2 separate regions of the Homo sapiens genome follow, and region 1 is linked to region 2. Evidence: chromatin contacts called from ENCODE Hi-C or POLR2A ChIA-PET data. All regions are on one chromosome and are shown on one strand. Each heading gives the region's core, a stretch centred on a gene start or an enhancer-like site at or near the end of the contact. The rest is flanking DNA. Distances are from core to core; before and after follow the strand shown.

What was found. A loop is a pair of places that touch in the nucleus more often than their neighbours do. ChIA-PET counts read pairs that join two places held with the same protein, here RNA polymerase II (POLR2A). Pooled maps may share reads with other maps.
Region 1: a pooled map shows a loop between it and region 2 (2.2-fold over the local background). The contact joins the enhancer-like site here to the promoter of GRAMD1C in region 2. A Hi-C loop is called at or near these places in 1 of 50 pooled maps. POLR2A ChIA-PET finds 5 or more read pairs at or near these places in 2 of 52 experiments (CD4-positive, alpha-beta T cell and activated naive CD4-positive, alpha-beta T cell).

What each region holds. Positions count from the first base shown.
Region 1 is chr3:114,518,261-114,520,960 of GRCh38, reverse strand. All of the region lies in intron 6 of ZBTB20 (zinc finger and BTB domain containing 20), which reads left to right. ZBTB20-AS5 (ZBTB20 antisense RNA 5) reads right to left here. Exons shown (of 3, transcript NR_121661.1): 2 at 2,362-2,445; 3 at 829-1,318. Among named protein-coding and RNA genes, the nearest start is that of ZBTB20-AS5, 66 kb to the right of the region's middle. Within about 2 kb of position 1,385, at least 3 of the 41 ENCODE cell types and tissues checked have a DNase peak (open chromatin) inside an H3K27ac peak, as active enhancers do.
Region 2 is chr3:113,837,481-113,840,180 of GRCh38, reverse strand. It overlaps GRAMD1C (GRAM domain containing 1C), which reads right to left and starts at 1,393. Exons shown (of 18, transcript NM_017577.5): 1 at 1,245-1,393. The coding sequence starts at 1,271. RefSeq lists a silencer at 1,181-1,380.

The DNA of each region.
Region 1 (2,700 bases), core at 136-2,635, 680 kb before region 2:
GCACGGGTGATTATTTGAAGGTGAGATAAAAGCAACCATGATTCTTCCTAGGTATGGAACTTTGGCAGATGGGTGAATGGTAATACTATTAATATTTACTCACATAGGGAACATAGGAGGAAGAGAAAGTTTGAAGGAAAAGATGAGTTCAGCTTTGACATGTTGAATTTAGGATGCTTTTGGAATATCTAATTGTAATTGTCTAGTAATTCATTTGATATAAAGGGTTAGAGGTCAAGAGATAAGTAATGGCTCAAGATACAGATTTGAAAGGTATTTAAAAACAGGGAGATATGAATGTCCAGTAGGCAATGGACATATTAGTCTGAAATATGTTTAATAAAGCATTACAAGATACAGACCTGAATATCAAGGAACTTACAAACACTTATGTGATATTTTCCTAGACTGATTTTCTCTTAAATCCACTCCCACTCATCCCTCAAACCAACACACATCCTATCCCCAGCTTTCATTTAAAATGCCTACGATTTACCCTTTACATTGCAGGTATACCTTGATTTCTGTAGTAATTGTATACCTCAAAATCTCATGCCGAACAAAATTATGTACATGAGATCACGTAGTCAGTTGACTCATTACTCTAAGAAACTATGGAATGAGTCAATTTGCATTGTTAATGACGTCCCCCTATTTATCACCCCCTTTAAGTGTTTTTGTCTGATTTTTGTGTGGGGGGTACATCATATTCAACTGATATAATGTCAAATTATTGAGATATTTAAAGAGACTCCTGTTAAACAGTGAGAGAGAAGTCATCTTTATTCTTTCTATTTCCATCTTTATTCTTTTTTTCTTTTTCTTTTTCATAGGGAAGGAAGCAGAGGTACTCAGAATTTAAATAATTCCCCAAAGGTCAGCCTACATTTAAAGTTAAATGTAACTTTAAATTTTATTGCTCTCTGAGATTCTTTTTTTTTTCTAGCATTGAATCATTTTTAAATGTTTTCTTGCCATTTCCCTTTTGTCACCCCTATAACCTCAGTAGGTTTACTTGTTTACCTTTTTATTCTAGAATATCTTGTGTCTGTTCTGTCTGACAATACTTGAAATTTTCCTGACAGGCAGCCATTGAGTGAACAGTTTATGTAGTTTTATAGCAGTAGTTGTAATCTCTGCTGTCCCAGTTTTCTAGAATGTATGGTTGTTTGGGACTTCTCTGTGCTCTGCCCCTTTATTGGCAGTCTCACTTTCTTTCTCGTGTCTTACCTTTATCTCTCCAGAAAAGCTTCTGCAAAATGTATCTTTCCCACCAATCACAATGCTGCAGTCTTAGTGTATGCAGTCTCTATGGTAACTGGGAAACATGCCACAACACCAAGATTACTAGAGCAACCATCAGAGTGGGGAAATCAGCGCATGCCCTCCTCTGGCACGACAGAAGTTTCCCCATTGAAACTGGAATCAGATACCTGTATTTTAATATGCAGGGCAAGGAGGGTGGCAGAGGAAATGCTATAAGCCCAGTCTCTCTAAAGGCACATTACTGGGGTTTGATGGAATTCTTGAAGTTGATCTTATTTATCATGAATAAAGCTAGAGTCATGTACTGATCCTGAGCAGACATGGATAAACTGGTTGAACTTGAGGAGATTTTTTTTTCCTGCAGATACATGACTAGTTTGTAAACAAGAGAATTTTACTAAATTAGTATATATGCTTAGGTAAGCTCAGGGAAATTACCAATGTACTGTAAAAATTATTTACTTGCATTGTAGAGACAGACTTTTTCAGATGATTTCCCTAGCAATTGCATTGTTGACCCAGGGAGGACAAAAGGCAAAATTGGCTCTCTCTGAGCCTGCCTTAGAGTGGGGGCAGTTCTATTAGGTCTTGAAGGGAATGAGGATGAAGCAATGAGGCTTTTCTGGGGTGCTTCCTTTAGGACTGAACTTCATTCCAAATATGCAGAGGATCTGACTCCCAGGTACAGCCCAATAGAAACAAAGGGCATAAATCAGAGTTTCATAACTTTGGCCCTATTAACCTTTGGGGCCAGATAAATCTCTGTGGAACAGGGCTGTCCTGTGCACTGTAAGATGTTTAGCAGCGTCCCTGGCATCTACCCTCTAAATGCCAGTAGGAACTTCTCTAACTGTGACAACAAAAAATACAGATATCCCCTGACTGGGGGCAAAAATTAGCCCCAGGTTGAGAACCACTGGCCTAAAGCAAGATGCAGCTTGGGTAAGAAAAGAGAGTTGGAGAATCCCTTAAAGGGCCCAGAATATTCACTAGTTGATCATTCAGCAGGTATTTATTGAGCCCCTGTTATCTTTCAGGCACTCTTCTACTTACCAGGGATACCACTGTGAAGAGTCATGATCTTGTGGAGCTTACCTTCTAGTACATGCATGCCACATGTTCCTAACTAGCAGGTTCCCCTTCCCTCCACACAGCATAACAGCAAATGCTTCAAGCCAACTGAGGGCCAAGAAAAGAAAAACACAAGTTCATATTTGAAGATTCTTTTTTCAGTTTATGAACCTCAAAACGGCTTTGATTTAAAAATGAAACTTGGCAAGTGATTAGTTCATATGTTTTAGTTTATAATATGTTTTAATCATTTTGGGTGTTTTCAAAACAAATGGTGAGATTAGGGGTTTTTTTTCTCTTCTATTTTTGGCCCCTTTCCTCTGGAGAGTCCTTCTCTTGTGTTTAGTTCTTGGTGTTCTTAGT
Region 2 (2,700 bases), core at 144-2,643:
TCCTGGCTAACACGGTGAAACCCCGTCTCTACTAAAAACACAAAAAATTAGCCGGGCGTGGTGGCGGGCGCCTGTAGTTCCAGCTACTGGGGAGTCTGAGGCAGAAGAATGGCGTGAACCCGGGAGGCAGAGCTTGCAGTGAGCCGAGATTGCGCCACTGCACTCCAACCTCAGGGTGTGTGTGTGGCATCATCAGTTTCTACTCCAACCTCATGGTGTGTGTGTGGCATCATCAGTTTCTACACCTGAATCAAATTTGGGATGGGGGTCCATTCTGGCTTTCTGGGGTGGCTACAGTAGATTCCTGTCTCTCTGACTTATTAGCTGTGTGGTCCTTAGCAAAGTCAATCTCTGTACATCTGTTCCTTAACTCTACAATAGAGGAAATAATTTTATCTCTAGTCTAGACAATAAGCTTATTGAGAGCAGGGATCATGTCTGTGTTAATCACCATCTAATCCCGAACACCCAGTGCCAGGGACATAACTGAATCAGTGACTGATTGGGTTCATGAATATCCAGCTTGACTATTTCATAGTAATGTTTTTCAAATCAAGTGAAATAACACTCATTCATCTGTTCATTCAACAATTATTTGTGTACCTCCACTAATCTGTAAACTATAACGCTCTTCAGAAGATATAGCACTGACCGCAGTTCTCTAAAAGTAAAATACATACACACAAACCAATGTAGAAGGAGGATGGTGTTCAGAAACGCAGGCGCCCGTCCAACAAAAGCGGGGTTTCATCCTGAATATTAATAAGCACGCTTTCCGTTTTGTCAAATAAGGTAGTAAACAAATAAAACTAGACTAGTTGAAATCAAAAACTTGGCTGACAGCACAGTGATTTAAACTATCCGGACCTTTACAACAGGGCTGAGAATGAAAGGAAGGGGGCAAGGCTGGAAAAAACGTTGACAGTGGGTCAGAATCACGACCATGGGGCCTGACCCAAGGGGGCCTGGGGCTGAGACATCCGCACCAGGACATTTCGGGACCAAATTCAAGCCCTCAACGCCCACAGGGAAGCAAATGTCCCCACCACCGCCCGTAGGGAAAGGGCTCGCAGAGGCACAGGAAACCGTTTCCTCGGTAACAACTTTCCGTATTACTCCAAAGAGCACGAAGAAAAGGGAAGGGAGGGATTAACTGTAATCTGAGAAGGTTCAAGCAATCACCGTGAGAAAAAGTAGGCTAAAGCCACAGATGGGAACCTGCCCCAGCGAGGCCCGCGGCTTACCTGACGGACAGTCGGAGCGCCCTCCATCGCGGCTCCCTCCGCCGCCGCGGCACCGCCCCGCGCGCACCGCACCGCACCGCCCCGCGCCCACCTCCAGCGCGCGCTGCGAGTTACAGGCTCCGCGCGCCTCCTCCGCCGGCCCTCCGAGTACTTCCAGCCGCAGCTCCTTGCGCCCTCTGGCGGCCGTGAAGGATTCCTGACGATGGGTGTTACCGGGTTAGCCTGAAGGCTTGTCTTTCTAGGGGTCACAATGAGACTTCCCTATTCCCAACCTCAAACTACTGTGCCTCCCAGGAAATGGCATACCCTGCCCCAATGTGCGAAAAGGTGAATTGCTCGGAAACTTTTTTTTTTTTTTTTTGAGACGGAGTTTCGCTCTCATTCCTCAGGCTGGATGGAGTGCCAAGGCCCCGTCTCGGCTAACTGCAACCTCCGCCTCCCAGTTCAAGCGATTCTCCTGCCTCAGCCTCCCGAGTAGCTGTGGTTACAGGCGCCTGCCACCACGCCCGGATAATTTTTGTATTTTTAGTAGAGACAAGGTTTCACCATGTGGGTCAGGCTGGTCTCGAACTCCCCACCTCAGGCAATCCGCTGGCCTTGGCCTCCCAAAGTGCTGGGATTACAGGCGTCAGCCACCGCCCCCGGCCAGGAAACTCTTGTTCCTTCCAATAAAGGATTGAAGTTACTGATTAACTGCTGTACGTATTGCAGATTCTTGGTTCTGTAAACCAAAAATAAAATGCCGAGGCCCACCCCCAGCCATCTAAATGGACCCCTCCTCTTGGCCAAGAGCGTTCCAAATTTAACCTGAAAATCTAGTTCAGGCCATGATGAAAGAGGGGATTGGACATGCCTCATTAACATCAACACAGACCTTAAGTCTGAGAAGAAATATTTATCATCTATTGCCTCGGACACCTGCTACTTGGAGGCTGCATCTGCATGATAAAACCTTGGTATCCACAACCCCTTATCCTAACCCAGACATTCCTTTCTACTGATAATAACTCTTTTTTCTCTTTTTCTTTTGAGACAGGTTCTGGCTCTATTAGACCAGCTGGAGTGCGGTGGCGCAATCTCTGCTCACTGCAACCTCCACCTCCCGGACTCAACCAATCCTCCCACCTCAGCCTCTCGAGTAGCTGGGACTACTGGCGTGTGCCACCATGCTTAACTACTTTGTTTGTTTGTTTGTTTGTTTGTTTGTTTGTTTTTTGAGACAGGGTTTCGCCATGTTGCCCAGACTGGTCTCGAACTCCTGGACTCAAGCAGTCTGCCCCCTTCGGCCTCCCAAAGTGCTGGGATTACACGTGCAAGCCACAGCTCCCAGTCAATAATAACGCTTTCAACCAATTGCAAATCAGAAAATTTTTTTATGTACCAATGACCTGAAAGTTCCTCCTTCTCGCCTTGGAGCTGTCTCCCCTTCCAGATTGAAACAATGTAAATCTTACAT